2 separate regions of the Mus musculus genome follow, and region 2 is linked to region 1. A link is a loop called in an ENCODE intact Hi-C map of the cell type or tissue named here. Cell type or tissue: left cerebral cortex. All regions are shown on one strand. Links, peaks and the distances in the headings refer to the core of each region. The heading gives the core; the rest is flanking DNA. Region 1 holds the start of Scn3b (sodium channel, voltage-gated, type III, beta). Region 2 has its middle 33 kb from the start of Zfp202.

Region 1 (8,335 bases), core at 34-8,033:
GTCCAGTTTTAGTTACTATGACAAAATGCCTGACATGAGCAACTTAAGGGAGAAAAAAGGTTTGCTTTGTAGAGGTGTCACAATATCATGATAGGAAGATGAAGTGGTGTAGAACTCACCTGTCTGCCTGCTTTGGTCGGAAGCAGAAAGACAGATTATCAACACTACTATGCTTTCTCCCTTTTCTTTCAGTCCATCCAGCCCCAGCCCCTTGTAATGGTGTCTTCCATATTCTGGGTAGATTTCTCCTTCCTGGGGAAGGCCCTCACAGACACAACCAGAGTGGCCCTTAGTAACCTCCTATGTGCTCAATGCAAGCAGGCTGGCAGTCAAGATCAATCATCACCCATAGCCTTACATATCAGCAAGAGCAGAATGTTTACGACAGAGAAATGTCAAGCTAACATCAGCAAGACAGAGCAGCACCCATCACAAAGACGAAGGGATAACTTACCATGTTAAGTGCTTTAAAAGCTTACGGAACAAGGGCTAGAGAGATGGCTCAGCAGTTAAGAGAACTTGTTATTTATCCAGAGGACCCCAGGCTCAGTTCCTAGCACCCACATTTTGTGGTTCACAATAATCTATAACTCTAGTTCCAAGGGATCTGATCTCCACTTCTGGCTTCCGCAGGCACTGCATGTACACCGTGCACATATGTACACACGAGCAAAACACCCATATACATAAAATAAAATTCAAATTTAAAAACACATCCCGGCACAGACCAGATGGACTTCAAGAAACTTAACGTACTTATAAGTATGGCAGAAAGCTCCTGCCAGAGGGAACAACAGAACAGCGAGAACAAGTGCTCTGGGTTTTCTTTTTGTTTTTGTTTTTCTTTTTTATTGGCTGTTTTCTTTATTTACATTTCAAATCTTATCCTCTTTCCCAGTTCCCCCCTCCCAAAACCCCCTATCCCATCCCCCCTCCCCCTGCTTCTATGACAGTGTGCTCCCACCCACACACCCACTCTCACTTCCCTGCCCTTGAATTACCCTACACTGGGGCATCAAGCCTTCAAAGGACGAAGGGCCTCTTCTCCCATTGATGCCCGACAAGGCCATCCTCTGCACATATAAGGAGCTGGTGAAATGGTTTGTGAGAACTTGAAGCAGATACACTTTCCAAAACCTCAGAACTTACCAAGGGAACATTTCAAATTCTGCTAATAAATCCTCAGAACGGGGCTGGTGAGGTGATGGGTTTTGGAGCAAGGGTTCTTGCACCAAGCTTAATGACTTGAGTTCTATATACAGGACTGACATGGTCAACTACACACATTGTCTTCTGACCTCCATACACATTCTGGAACACACTCCTCTGCCCACACACACACAGACACACAGACACACAGACAAACACACACACACATAAATACACAAAACAAATTATAATCATACTTTAATCGTGATGTATTGGTTCTGTGATATAAATCTAATTACTCTCACCTGCCTTTGATTGTAATTTTTTAATGTATCATGCTGTATATGCGTTAGTAGGAAAACATGTTTGGCCTCTATGACTTCTGAAAAAAAATCCATTTAAGCTTGAGTGAGGCCTCGAGAGCATGACAGTAGTCCTGCTCTGTGTTTTGCTTTTATCTGTTTGCTTGCTAAAAACTGTGTATAGATTAAGTGATTTTTTTTATGCCAAATTTAAGCAGAAAGTTATATTTCATGACTGAATTGAAATTGAACAGAACTATTGACAGAGTGTGCTGCCTGGAACGAATCATACCCAACAGTAAGCTCAAAGTTTCATGATACAGCTTTCCAGATTCTATGCACACATACAAAATGACTGCAGCAAGTCAGGTAAACTGAACAAACAAACAAACAAACTTCCGATTTTAACCGAACGCAAGCCCATTGTGAAGGACATGCGGTGTTTGAATATATTTTTCCTCTTGAGCAATTTTCTTCTGATTCCATCAGATTTGTTCTGCTCAGACCACACAAAAAGGACTAGCTCCTATTCATAATGTCAGAGAATCATGTTGATGAGTGAAAAAAGTAGCCAGGGTAGTCAGAGATTGGGGTTGGCTAGAAACTATTGTACACTGGAGAAGTTTAGTTCCAAACAAAAAGTTCTTGCGATGGGTCATGGAGGAAATGACTTCTTTATTGAGGAAAATGTATCAAGAACGATTAATGCAGCTTGGGGAGGAATGGGTATAGAAGTCAAATGAGTACAAAGAACTTCCTTACGCGTCAGAAGGGGGGGGCGGGGGGCGGTTAAGCTGTGAAGAGCCAGCTGTCACACAAGAGAGTTCCAGCACACTCGTCAGGAAAGCGCCTCACTGATTCCTGAGTTGTGAAAGATGTTGCAGATTTTGAGAACCTCAAAGGCTGATCCTCAACACAAGATGGCGTTTTACGACCCCGTGGCTCTCGGCCCGGGAAGAAACCTGACTGAGGACCTTCTGTGACTGTGTATGTGACATTTAGCAGGGAGCATTTCCTGTGTATAGTTCATTTACCGTCAGCTGTTACTCCGCATTCCCTTTAGGAATATCACTGTTATGCCCCCCCCCCCGACCCCCACCCCTTTTTGGCTAGAGAACAGGAGAAAAGGGCCTGGGCAGGAGCCAGACTTTTGTACCAGTCTTTCACCATTAAGCCTTCCCTTCGATTCCAGGCATGCCTAATCCGTTAAGTCAATTCGAGTTTATAACTGAGTGTAAAGGTTCAGGTTTCCCTTCCAGAAATAGGGCGGGGATGCTCAGCAGCTGCTAGGACTCGGAGCGTCTAAGAGTTGGAAACCGTCTCAACATCACATCGTCTATCTGCCTACAAATGGTTGGGGAAGGTGGGGCACCTCAGATAACTTGGGAAACGAGAAATCATCCTTCCTTATCCCTACCCTAAAGCTTATCCGAAGCTCGCATTTGGAACTAGACTGAGCACTGAGGTAGGGACAGGTGTGCCACACCCTACCCTATTTGCTACAAGCAGAAATTGCCTTGCTGTGTCCCTTGTGTGGGAACCCATTAATCAAGGCAATTCAAAGGCTGGGGAGGCAAGAAGGGGGGGGGGGATAAAGTAGAGGGCGAAGAGAAGCCAGCCAGGAGCTAGCTGGTACTGTAACTATTATAGATGACATCATTGCTTCAAAGAGATGTGTCCCTCCATTCCCCAGAGCTGTGGGCAAGTGTATTTGGGAGGCAGCAGGAGTGGGGTTGCCTGGAGGGGGTGGGTAAATAGGTGGAAGCTATGTGTGTGTCCATAACTCAGAGAGAAACCCAGACAGTAGAAAACCGAGGTGACAGCCAGCTAGCCAGACAAGAAGCCACCGCGGTCGGAGGGTGTTTGCGCTCCTCCCCCTCTTCTCAACGCGCCAGCCCTGGGAGGGGCACGTGGGTTTAGGGGTGGGGAATATGTGTCCAAGGGGGAGGGTCCATAGCGACCAAAGCGGCAGAGAGCTGCCTGCGCATGTCAAGGCTAGCAACACATTCAGCTAGGGGGTGGCCCTGGAGAGGGGCGGCTTGATCACCCAATCGCCCAGCATCGGGGCTTCGCAGGATCCAGAGACGCGCCCCGCGGAAGGGGGTCCCCCCCTCTACCCAGCCTCCACCTCTGAGATCGCCAGTCCCACCGAAGCTCCCGCCTCTTTCCACGCCTGGTGGACCTCATGGGAGCCCGGGGCTGCTGTGTACAAGACTGAAGTGGAACACATTCTGTAGCCCAGACGACGGCTGGAGTGGGGACACGCCCAGCTGGAGAAGCCTGCCCCGCCGTAGAAGCCCGAGATTCTGAGTCTCGGTGGATCGAAGTCGCTGTCCCTAGGGGAGGCGAGAGGTGAATCAACACTGACTCCTTCCACAGGCCAGCATCCCCGCGCCGGCTGCGAGACTCCCTTCCCAGTCCACTTTGCTTTGGTTGCAAACGCAAGCAGAGGAGAGGGTTGGAATTCCAAGAGTGGGGTGGGCGGGAAGGCTACTGTCCGTGGTGCTGAGCCAAGCCCCGAGGCTCGCTTTAGCGAGGTGGCTTCAGCTGACACCTACACTGGGCTCCAGATCCCGCAGACCCCCTAGGAAGGGGACTTGACCTTTTTCTTCCTCCTCCCACTCAGAAGGTCCGCTCCCTTAGGGGCAGTTAATCCCTGAAGGTTTCCTCGAAAGAATCAGAGGGCTCAGTCCTTGACAGAGATCCTCTCTGTTCAGTTCCAGAAACCACTTACGAGAAAAGATGCCTGCCTTCAACAGATTGCTTCCCCTAGCTTCTCTAGTGCTCATCTACTGGGGTAAGTACAGCACCCTGCCTTGCAATGTGCTAATACCACGCATCGTGCTAACAATAACAACACTTAAGTGATGTCGATGGTGACAAAAAGGAGCTCTGGTTTCTCTCTGTGCATTTTTGCCAGACATGGAGATCCACACGCGCTCCCAGAGACCTGGGTTTGGAGGTTTGCAAAGGCACCTCCCTGCTCCCTGTGCCTTGATTTTTTTTTCCCTCCTAACCATCTTTAATGCTTCTCTGATTCCCGTCTTTCCTAATTTTTATTTTTTCTCCTCCCTTCCCCCTTTGCTGAAAAGGAATGTATCCGTTTATTATTTCAAAATCTTGCTTGCATTTTTTACATTTGCATCGCTCAGTGAAGAGTCAGTCAGTCCTGAAAATCTCAATGATTTGGTGTATGTGTGTGTGGGGGGGGGGGGCACACTCATTTCTCTCTATGGTTTAAAAAAAAGCACAAAACCTGGATGCATGAATTTTGAGAGAGAGAAACTATAGCTTGTCCATCTGTTAAATTTTAACTAAGAATGGATGGGATAGCAGTTCCAGCCATTTGCTGCTGTGCACTGATAGACAGATGAGAAATGCATTTAGTTTGCAGGAACTGAAGGGCTTTGATATTTGGTAAGCTGGTTTTGTTGTTCTTGGGTTTGTTTCTGGATCTTTGTTTTTTTTGTTTTTTGTTTTTTTCTTGGTTGTCAGTTGTAAGAGACTCAGATGACATTGCCCCTCCAAATAAGGGACTTGTGACAATAATGCTGGGCTAAACAGCTTCAAGCATAGCTCACAATTGGATACCTGAATGTGTGCTAAGGGAATTGAACATCTAAGTGCTAATATGTGAGTGTGTGACACACACAGTGTTTTACAGTATGTTAATGTATGTCTCTGTTTATAAGTGTGTGCCCAGGCATGCATCTGAGCATGTCAGTATGAGTATCTGAATGGACTAGTGAGACTTAACAGTGTGTGTGTGTGTGTGTGTGTGTGTGTGTGTGTGTGTGTGTGTGTGCTTCTAACAGTTTTGCTTTCATGTCTTTGACTCTGCCCTTGGTTCAAGTATAGGTGCTCTTCAGTTGATAAGTCAGTTTGTATGGGTTTAGCTTACCTTCCTCTAAATTCAAATCAACAAAACCATAATGGATTGTACCCACCTCCCTTACATAAAGTAGGCTCGTGGGATTATGTTCCTGTGATGGGCTTGGCTCGCACTCTGCCTGTGCAGTGGCAGGCATGCCTCCTTGCCTGAATATCACTTTGTCAAGCCTTGGATACTAACTGTAGCTGAATGTATTATTTAGATTTTGCACGTGACCAGAAGAGGAAGGAACCAAGTTTCCTGTTGAACAAAATGCCTAGTGAAACAAGAACAGGAAAGAAAAGGAAGAGAATGATGCCAACCCCAAGGGCAGACTCACCACAACCCATTCCCTGTAGCCTACAGGAGACTTGGAGATGAAGCTGACATAGGGGCTGCCAAGGAGCTCATTTGTCTTGAAGATCAAGGTTGATATTTGCTCCAGGGAAAAGCTAGGCCGGTTGGGCTTAAGGAAGGTTAGTGTGGCAGGATAGGAGAAGGTGTGGCTGAGGCTCACGTTGTAGAGAAGGGTCTGCCGTCATCTTTCCAAACTCTGAATTCCAGAGGGTGGGGAGGGCAGTCTTGGCCCTCTTGCCCAGGACTCACAAAGCCCTGTGTCTCAGTTCTATCTCTGCTCTACCACTTTATTTTTGTTAGGTAACATCCTCAGAATGTCTGATAAATATGAAGCTTGAAAGTTGTCACAGATTACATCAAACATGCCTTTCAGCTGACAACCCAACCATAAGAGAACACCTACAGAATATTATTAGAATATGCAGAGGGCCCAAACTTCCCCCAAAATCTTTGGGCCGACTAACTGTACAAGTCACTTCTACCCCTGCTCATCCCAAGGTTTTGTAACCCAAACATTGGCTCACCAAAAGGGTTTCAGAATGCCTGGCTGTTTGTGTAAGGGAAGTAGCCTCACTAAAAAGTACAATTTTATTTTGTTTGCATATAATTCTAATATCCATTACTTCTTTTGGTCACTGTGACAGGGCAGAGTGACATGACTGATTTCCATTTTAGGCAGGAGAAGGTGAGTTCATAAAGGGCAGAGGGTTGATAGAGAGCAGTTATCTTTCCTGTCTTGGTCTTCCAGCATCCCTCGTAGACACATGTGATATTGTGTACAATTGCCAAGTGGACATTAGTCCTGGAATTTTCCCTCTGAGCCTCCCTCTCATTCCACCACCCGCCCCCCCCTTTCCTAGGAGTTCATCCAACTTTTAGCTCCCTGTGCCTTCTCTAGTTTTGCTCTACAGGGGTCCATTGTATTATTAGGGGGAGTTTTCTTCTTCCCCTGGCAAGCCCTTCCTGGACTCCATTCCTCCAAGGCCCTGCTAATCTGATAGGCTAAACTGTTTCAGGATGTTAACATCTAAAAATATCTTTATTCATAACCATGCCTTGTGCATTATTTACATTCTAATTAAAGCCTTCATTATCTTACTGTAGAGGAACCGTTCTAGGGAGAACTCAGGAAGGGCAAAGAAAAGAAAAGTCTGAAAGGAGCAGGGAAGTTGGTTCTAAGTGTTAGTCTGTAATCCTTGAGGCACCACCTTTGCCCTCACGATGGTCTTCATCATCGCTATAGAAATGATGGTGCATTCCAAGGTCAACGATGCAGGCTACAACATTCCAAGAGATTACGATTTATAGCCAGTGATGTGGCTTAACCCCTTCCACAGGTACCGCCTTGGGTGGGTACCGAGATGGTGTCACAGACAGAAAGGCAGTGAGACGGTGGAGAGACTGACTTCACTGTTGATAGGAGGAGCAAGGAGGTCCTAGGGTAGAGTGCAAGCAAAGGAGGTGGGGGAACTTTGTGGCCATTTTGCAATGTGCTGCGCAGGGCTTCCGGAGCAGAAGTCTCCTGCCTGAACACTGGACGTTAGCCAGGAGAAGGTTCACAGTGGGTACACGATCCAATGGCATGCTGAAGAGAGCAGCCCCATTCCATCCACTGCCACATGACATCTACCACCCTGACTGTGCAGTGTGCTTTCTCCCCTTCGCTACAAATAAGTGGTGGTGCACCTCCTCTGCAATCTGGTCTATGTATTCATGATAATACAGGCCCCAAACCTCTTTAACATTGCTAAGCCAGCTCCGCTATCCACTAGTCAAAAAGAACCTCCCAATCACACCACTGAACTGCTTTATATTTTTTAAAAAATTATTTCATATATATGTATGTGGTGCGTGCGTGTGTGCATGTAAGTATGTGTACATATTTAGGGGTCACCTAGAGGCCACCCCTGGAGCTGAAGTTACAGATGGGAAATAAGGTACCTGACATAGGTGCTAGGAACCAAATTAGGGTCTTTTGCAAGAAAGGCAATTACTTTCAACCTCTAAGCCACCTCTTCAGCTGCCTGAAAAAAAAAAATCATTTATTTCTCTTGGAGGAGAAGGGAACAGACATGAACCTGTGCACACATAGAGGTCAGAAGATAACTTGAGCGAGGCGGTTCTTTCTAACATGTGGGCCCTGGGGGTTGAATTCAGGCTGTTCAGCCTGACTATGAGTGGCTTTATCTGCTGAGCTATCTTGCAGGCCCTGTCCCAGCCTCCTAATCATTCTCTCTGCCTTCACCTTTGAAGTTGCTTCACCTGCCAATTTATTTTCCCCTTGACCATGCAGCATAGCAGAAGTCAGGCCATTCAACAGGGAACCCTGCAATGTTCCCTAGAGAGTGCTGCTCAAAAGGCAAAGCTCTGACTGTGACCTATAAGATTTGCCATGTTGGGGCCCTGACCTCCCTACCTCTCTCATCTCTCTGTTCTCTATGTTGGCTGGTTTCCCACATGTTGTCATTCCTCAAATATGACAGGCACACTTATTTGAACCCCAGAGTGGCTATTTTCTCTTGCTTGTCATGACTTCAACAAACATGCCTGTGGCAGTGGCTGCTGTTGCTGCTGCCTCTCTTCCTCCTCCTCCTCCTCCTTTTCCTCCTCCTCCTCTGCCTCCTCCTCTTCTTCCCCTTCTTCCCTCCCTCCCTCC
Region 2 (8,335 bases), core at 162-8,161, 45 kb before region 1:
ACTTGTTGCTTTTACGTCCAAACCAACATTCAGCCATCCTTAACAGACTAGAAGATTCTTACATTGAGGATATGTGGGGCTGGGGCCAGTCCCTCTTCCTGCTGGAAGCAGGCAACATGTGTTAGGGAGGTGGCCCCAGAGATCAACATGTGCTGGTCATGCATGCATTAATAATTTTACTACTTCGTTATTTCCCCTTTATTGACTTGTCAACTGTATTTTTAAGACACCATTTTAGTGGTTACCCTTGACATCCCAGTATATACCTCTGATTCCTAGTCTCCAAACCGTCACCACTTCTTCAGTAATGCCTAAGCTGCAAGCATTTCAACTCCATCCGTTTTCTCCATCCCAAGTGTAACTGCTGCCATGTATTTTCATAAGGCATGATTTTTTGCTTCATACAACCAACCCTGATGTAATTGTCAAAATATTTACCTGTTCTAAGGCTCAATGCTCATTGAGTTTCATGGTGTGATCAGTATTGACATAGTTTAGTAATCCTTTCAAAGAACCAACTACTTTGGTTTATTAACATGCTTTCTTTTTTGTCATTACTTTCTATATTTAGTTTATTGCTTTTTTAAAATTTATTGAGTCAACATTTTGGCTCATTAAATTTTGAAGCTTTTTTTCTACTCTCTAATGCCCCTCAGCACTGTCTTCAGAGTGGACTACTAATTCTCATAAGTGGTATTTACATTTTGCTGCAGTAGTGTTTGCAAAGTTTTATTAGTATTTCTTTTTGATGCAATGATTGTTTATAAGTGAATTCAAAAATCTCCAAACATATGACAATGGTTGTTTTGGTTTTGGTTTTTATCTTCACATAAAATGTTAGAGAAAGAAAGCCATATTACATTCATCCTTTGATACTTCAAGACTTTATTGTCCCATAGTTTAGCCATAATTTTAAATGATTTCTTTTTCTCTGTCACTCAGTAGTTAATGCTGGTCTGAAATTCATTATGTAGCCAAGGCAGACCACAAACTCACAGAAATCCTACTGCTCCTACCTCATGAGTAGCTGGACTCTTAGGTTTGAGCCTGGCTAATCTTAAATATTCCATGCCTGCATGGGAGCAGTACATACTATAAAACTCAGAGACGGATCTTTATTGCCATAAGTTATTACATTTTGTTAGTTAAATATGTAATGTACCTTCTTTATTTTTCATTTTGATCTATCAAAAACTGGGAGTGAATGCATTTAAATTGCTCACTAAAATAATAGGTACACTATTTGTTTCCATATATGCTATTCTGTGTTTTCTGATTATAGAGTTTATAGCTTGGAAGAATTGATGGAAACATCTAAAAACAGAAGACGTTTAGAACTCCAAATTGACATACTCTTGAAAGAAGCTCACCAGATTACATTATGGCTAAAGTGCCAAGACTGTAGGACAAAGAAGCAACATGAAAAGCTGTAAGAGGAAAAGGCCAACTTGTGTGCAAAGGGTAAAGCGTCAGAATCATTCCAGATTACCTGGCCAAAACTAGCAGCCAGCAAATCAGGGAGTGTGTACGTGAAGCCTTGGGAGTAGAAAGCTGTCAGCCAAAATCAGTGCGTTCAGCAAGCTCATCATTTAAAGTCAATGAGGAAGTAACATTTGGAAGATTAGCATAAAGTAAACAATTTATGAGAGCTAAATGAGCATTGCAGGCAACACTTGAAAGAATTCTAAACAAACAGGAGAGTTTCAAACAAGGAGGAACACCAGTCACCCATTAGTGTAAAGGGTTCCCCTTTACACACATCTTCACCCTCATCTCTTGTCTATTCTCTTAATGTGAGCCACTCTGACTTGAAGGACCTGAAATCAAGTTGTACTTTCATTGGCAAGAAAGTCCTTTCCGAGGACAACCATACAGGCACACATTGCTGCCCTGGCTTTTTATGTGGGTCTGGGTCTGAACTCCTCATGTTTGCACAGTAATATAAGCACGTCAACAAGCCATCTTCTCCTGAGCCCGGTTTCCATTTTTTCATCCCTTCTCCTTCCCTCTTACATTCCCCAACATTTTTCTTCTCTATTGTACTTTTGGTGGTTCTTAGACATTATTATTATCTTTTGTGCTTTTTTACATTTATTTATTTATTTATTTATTTATTTATTTATTTATTTTGGTTTTTCGAGACAGGGTTTCTCTGTATAGCCAGCCCTGGCTGTCCTGGAACTCACTTTGTAGACCAGGCTGGCCTCGAACTCAGAAATCCGCCTGCCTCTGCCTCCAGAGTGTTGGGATTAAAGGTGTGCGCCAGCACACCCGGCTTAATTTATTTTGTTTTGATCTTTTTAACTAATGAGAAATATTTTTCTGGGTTCTTGCTCTTTTTCTCTCCTTGCTAACACTCCCTCCACTTCTGTAACCCACTTCTCCATAACGCTCCCCTTTCTCTGTCTCCTTTGCTTGTCACACCTGCTTACTGTTTTTGCATTTACCCTGATGTTTTTTATTTCATAGAACATTCTTTATTCATTCTAGTGTTTCTATTTTATAATTTTTTATGTTAGTTTAATGGGCTTTAATCAAATTTAAGTTTAATTCTTTAAAGGTAAATAATATAATGCTTCTGTTGCTAATTTTTTCCTCTGTCTTGGAGATACAGAGGGCTGAGCCCTCCGAAAGAGCATCATCAGTAAGAAGATAGCCAAATAGAACCAGAAGAGACGTACAAGCCAACAGACTGTAACACAGAAATATGAACAGTGAAAAAGAAAAACTGGCTGACAGTGTCCTGCAAAATATCAAAAACTTTCAATTACTGGGTTTCAAAAACACCTGAAATAAGCAAAAACAAAACAACAACAACAAAAGAAAAAAAACCAGCAACAAAAATAGATGAATACTATAAAAGTTCCCTAGTGAAATGATCAAGGTACAAACAAGCATATTAGTCCAACCCACGATCAGGATGGGGAAGCCAACAATAGAGAAAAAAGACACCAAAATAAAAGGAGGAGTAAGCACCATGGGCATGCACAACCCAAAATAACTTCAGGAAGGAAGCTGAGGTTCTGAACATCACAGCAGTGGGGACAGAAAGATTGTGCCAGATGTCTAGGAAACTTGCTGTGGGATTGTGTCTCCTAGAAATGACAGGGAAGCTATACCCATGACAACATGACAATATGGCTGCCTGGACAAGACCTGAACAAGGGCAATATTAATAAACATGCTAATGTAGAAGGAGGAATTCTGATGAGGTCCCACTTCTAGACAAAAAACTACCGGAAACTAAGGACTGCTGAGAGAGGGAGACTTAGTCTTCTCTCAGAGATGACTCCCTCCCGCAACTAGCTACCCAATGCCAAATGGCAAGCCCTGAAATCATTATAGACATACGAGCAACGCTAATACAGATTCAGGGCTGTATTATTCAGAAAAGGGCATGTCAGCTTTTCCTGGAGACACTCTGATGACAAAAGAGAGATACAGTAAGAAACAAAGGTCCTTTGCGTTACATTCAAATTTTCCTTTCATCAGCAAGTGTGAATGACAGTGTATAAGTTAATCTACTCTCAAATAGATTCAATGTGGATATTGGTAACACACGAAAAGGTGAACAGTTTTTAATGAACTCTGACCAAGGGCTAAATTCTGAGCATGAGCATGTCTTCTCAAAGAAAATGAAGGCAATTTCATCAAGGAAATGCTCACCTGCTTCCTTTCAGACCTACTTGCAATTTGAAATAGTACCACTAGAAGGCTGCTCCCAACACGGGAGATTCACTCAGCATTCAGGGACTCCAGGTCAGCAAAATCCTGCTTTAGGATTAGGGAAATGGCTGAGATCCTAAAACCAACCTGAAAGCATCCTACTATCATCCCTGAGTTTCAAGAGGCACACATACAAAGCCTTGCTACTTATGACCAAGTAGATCTCCGGACCTAAGCCGGACTATGCAACTAAGCTGTTCGGTAACACTTTTCCTTGTGGCACTATGACCTGAAAAAATTCTAAATCAATACATCAAGGCAGGGTGCTGCGGGACTTTAGCAGAGAGCACAACATCACACCCGACAGGGAACACCTTCAGTCCTCCTTAGAAGCAGCAAGAAATTAGAGGGGTTGAATCCTCTCTGAGCGCCCCTTCCCTCCTTCTCTTCCCTTCCTTCCCCTCCCTTTCTTGCCTTCCCCTCTCCCTGTCTATTCTTCCTAAGAATAGCTGGCCACCATCTTCTAAAGCTCGGCTGTGATTTGTGATAATGTCTCCCTTTCCCTTTCTCTGAATATCTGTCCACGGCACTAATTTTGAATTATTTGTAAGGACCCACATCTATACCCATGTCAAGTCTCCCTGCTCACTGCCATCACGTGGCATCCTAACAGGCACATCTGCATTCAGAGGTACCACATTCTAACTCACCCATTATGTAATCCTTAAATATTGAAGTCTGCCCTGTTACTTCTCATAATGTAGTTGACAGTGGGATTGTTAAATATTGAGTTTGTCCTATTATTTCTCAGGGTACAAGTGTCCAGCGGCCCTGCAGCACGTAGGGGACGAGACACAGATACTTTGCCCTTGCTTGTAGACTCTTTCCTCAGGAAACATCTTGGTCCACCCCTTGGCTCTTACCCATACTTGCTTGCCAGTTCCTCCCTATTCTCAATTCATTCTCCACTTCGCCCAAGAAGCAACCTTCCATGTCCCCTCCACACTCATCCATCACAGCCCTGAGCACATCATAATCGTGTTCCTTTTCTCAAATAAAGAAAGCAACTCACTGTCATTCATTTTTCCAGTAGCCAGCCCAATTTTGGTTCATGTTAGAAAAGCTTCCGTGTTCATCAAATAGTAATTTCATGTCTAAAAAAAAAAAATCTCCAGGAGTCTATGTGATTATCAATCGATGGCTACAGGCACTCTTTGTAATATAGTATAATGCAAGATAGAAAGAAAACGCCTCTTACTCGCCAGTTTAATGGAACATTTGGGAGAGGACAAGGAACTATTTCCTGTGACCAGTCATCACATGAGCTTCTCAAGAGAGAGAGAGAAATGCAAATGGACTGGAAAGACGGATCCATGGTTAAGGATGCTTGATGCTCTTCCAGGGATCCTGTGTCTGTTTGGTTCCCAGTAGACATATCAGGTGGCTCACTCGCAACTCCAGCTGCAGGGAATCGGACGCTGTCTGCAGCTCCACCGGTACTAGCGCATGACCATGATACACATAAATTTATACACATGCACACACGCACTGAGAGGTCCAAATACCCTGGCTTTGAAAATCTTCAGTTTCCCAGGAAAATGAACAAGATTCCTCAGGGGAACTATGAACATTGGGCCATTAATCAATGACACTGGGAAAGGAAGGATAAGTCCAGAAGTGAGTCAGTTCCTGCAACACCTAGCCGAAGAGGATAATGAGGTTAGAACCGAGTCGGTTCTTGAAATTATTCAAAGCCTCACCAAAAATAATAAAACTAACATAGCAACCAATCAAAATGTTACTAATTACAATGCTGCGCTTCTAGCCAATGGTGTTAGAGGTTATCTAACCCTTCTAGAAAATTCCCCTAGCCCTGCCAACTCCTCTGGTCACTGACATTGTGGTGAATGGTTGACCCCTGCAGGCTGGTTGTTTCTAAAGAGTAAACGTCTTTGCTTTGCATATTATTTGAGTCTGGGGAGTCTGAGTCTCAGCCCCTAACAGCACGTGCACATTTAAAAAGCAAATCTTTGAGAGAGAAGGGTACAAAGGAGAAAGTAAAACAATTGAGACATTGGCCCCAACACCGACAACAAATCTAGCTTACCACCACATTCTGCTTTCACCCCCACCCAAATCCAAGGCCAAGTTCTTACTACTTTGGTGTAGAAAACTTTCAGAATACATCTAATCCTGACAGATAAAAGGGATTCGGGTATGACTACCAGTACCCCAGTCATAACAGATCTAAGGCACCTCCCATTGTTCTCTGTCAGAAGGGAACTGTCCCTAACTGTGACCACTGACATCAAGGCCACACCCTTATATCTTATAACCTGGACAGAGAAGTCATCCATGGAGGAAGGCACGCATGATGTCTCTAGACCTCATCAATCCACTGTTGCCTTTCATCCTAATGGTGGGCTGATGAGTGACTTAGGAGGGAGAAAGAACTGAGATGATCAGTGAAGTCTGGCACCCCCTCCCACCTTTGTCTAGGACCCCCTCATCTATCTGTAACCAGAGGTGACTCTGGGTCTCCCAACAGTCGTTGGAGGTGGAGACTCTGAGCAGCCAAACTAAGGAAAGAGATGTTGGGTAGGTCAAGCTGTTCAGGGATACAGTTCTCATGTCTGGAGGGCCTTGTAGTAAAGTGGCTGTTTTCTGAGTAACCCTCCACCCATCTTCCTGTTAGTAAAGTGGACATTGGCACAATCATTACTTTAATCCATTGTGGACTCCCTCCCTTTCTGAGATGAGTAGGCCCACACGTTGTATCTCCCCAGGGAAAGACTGTCACACAGCAAGCTCAGGCTGCAGGGATTTATAGTCAGGCAAAACTACAAAAAAGTCCTGAATTTGGCGCAAACAAATCTAATTTTAATGTAGGTTTCCTTGGAGCAGCCAGGGTTTAAAGCATACACCTTTGGGTTTTACCGTATGCTGCAGTGTCTGGCACACGGCAAATGCACAGCAGTGTGTGTTCGATCACGGACTGATGAATGAATTGGTGAACACTGGCTTTTTCAGGCCTTTTTCCTATAATATTCCATTTTTTTAGCCTCTGAGAATGTCAAATATTTTTGAATATATCTCAGAGTATGTTCAGCACCTGCCACACAGTTAGAACACAATGACCACTGATTGACCGCTTTTCCTGAGTATATACCGCCCAGCATCTTAAACTGTCATCAGCTGCTCAAGTAGTGAAAGTCACACAAACCTAAACCTCAAGTGTTTTCAACAAAATGAAAATAAGTATATAATTTTAAAGAAAAAAATAAGTATGTGGAAGAAATACGCAATGTATTTTTTTTATGTCACGTATAAAAGAAAGCTCAAAACAAGGCATAGGGGTTCCTGCCTGTTACTCCAACACTCAGAGGACAAAGGGAGGAGGATTGCTGTGAATCCAAGACAGGAACTAACTAGTGAATCCTTGGGCAGCCTGGGCTACAGGGTGAGACCCTGTCTCAAAACACACACATACACACACACACACACAGAGACAGAGACAGAGAGAAATAGAGAGAGACAGAGACAGAGAAAAGGAAAGAGGCAGGGAGAATTTAAGAATGAGCTCAAGGGCTGGGCAGTGGTGGCGCACGCCTTTAATCCCAGCACTTGGGAGGCAGAGGCAGGCGGATTTCTGAGTTCGATGCCAGCCTGGTCTACACAGTGAGCTCCAGGACAGCCAGGACTACACAGAGAAACCCTGTCTCAAAAAACAAAACAAAACAAAACAAAACAAAACAAAACAAAATGAGCTCAAGGAATAAGTAAGCCAACTGACTTTGCATCCTCCTGCTCATTCACTCTGGACACAAGGTGGCGACATTTCATCATCATGGAGTGAGTCCTAAACACCTGTTCTTTTTATTCAGCAAGTGTACAGTGGGAAGCATAAGCTATGCACTAGGAAATTAATGAATAGTGCATAGCTCTTGGGTATAAAGGAGCTTATTATCTATGAGGTTGGAGAGCTATATTGATAATGTAAAAGTACAATAATGACATAAAAATATAACATCTTCTGGGAGCAACGCTCCAAACAAGACAGGTCGCACATGAGGACATGCAAATGGGTACAAAGCACAAGGGAGGCGGGAGCACCGTTATCAGCAGGAAACTTTAAACCATCAGGTCCGTGAGAGTCTACCATGCACCCCAACAGAATAACTCCACTGAGAAGGGCTCAGAACCCCAGAGATGGTAGGTCTGGGGAGCAACTGGGCTCTCTCCCACTCCTGGGGAGGGGCAACTGAAGCCAACATTTGAAGAGTTCTTTATAGTTGTTGCTAAAAGCATGTTACAGATACTTCTGAGTGCTGGTCAGAAGAAATAAAATGATTATATGCACCCATGGAAAATTACATATACTAGCAAAATACTGAAAACAGTCAACTCTCCATCAATAATATAAGTATGTGAAAAATTAGAATCATAATCTGTAGCCCAGGCTAGCCTCAAATTCATGATCCTTTGTTGTGCCTCAGCAGCAGCCTGCGGCAGGGGTGTGTGGGGGGGGATTATAGTTACGTGCACTCTCTCCATGTTAGGTTCCTTTTTTCTTAAGGAGACAGACACCACAATGAGATTATAGGAAGTTCAAAGACAGTTATTTTAGGAACGGAGCTGTTTGAATAGGATAAGTGGCATAGGAGACACT

Evidence for each region. Peaks named below come from ENCODE experiments on the same cell type or tissue, not always from the same donor. Only the 100,000 strongest peaks of a DNase experiment are listed, where the experiment ranks them.
Region 2: a loop joins it to region 1, with 2.7 times the contacts of the local background. A loop is called at or near these places in 7 of 42 quality-filtered maps.

Annotation. Positions count from the first base shown.
Region 1 is chr9:40,265,800-40,274,134 of GRCm38, forward strand. It overlaps Scn3b (sodium channel, voltage-gated, type III, beta), which reads left to right and starts at 3,417. Exons shown (of 7, transcript NM_001083917.1): 1 at 3,417-3,803; 2 at 4,169-4,248. The coding sequence starts at 4,194. In left cerebral cortex, for the core only: CTCF peaks have their summits at 2,410 (motif pointing right) and 2,610; DNase peaks (open chromatin) are centred at 2,719, 3,475, 4,217 and 5,525; H3K4me3 peaks cover 3,848 bases; H3K27ac peaks cover 2,734 bases.
Region 2 is chr9:40,220,783-40,229,117 of GRCm38, forward strand. No RefSeq gene overlaps it. Among named protein-coding and RNA genes, the nearest start is that of Zfp202, 33 kb to the left of the region's middle. In left cerebral cortex, for the core only: CTCF peaks have their summits at 3,675, 3,878 and 7,492 (motif pointing right); DNase peaks (open chromatin) are centred at 3,795 and 7,501.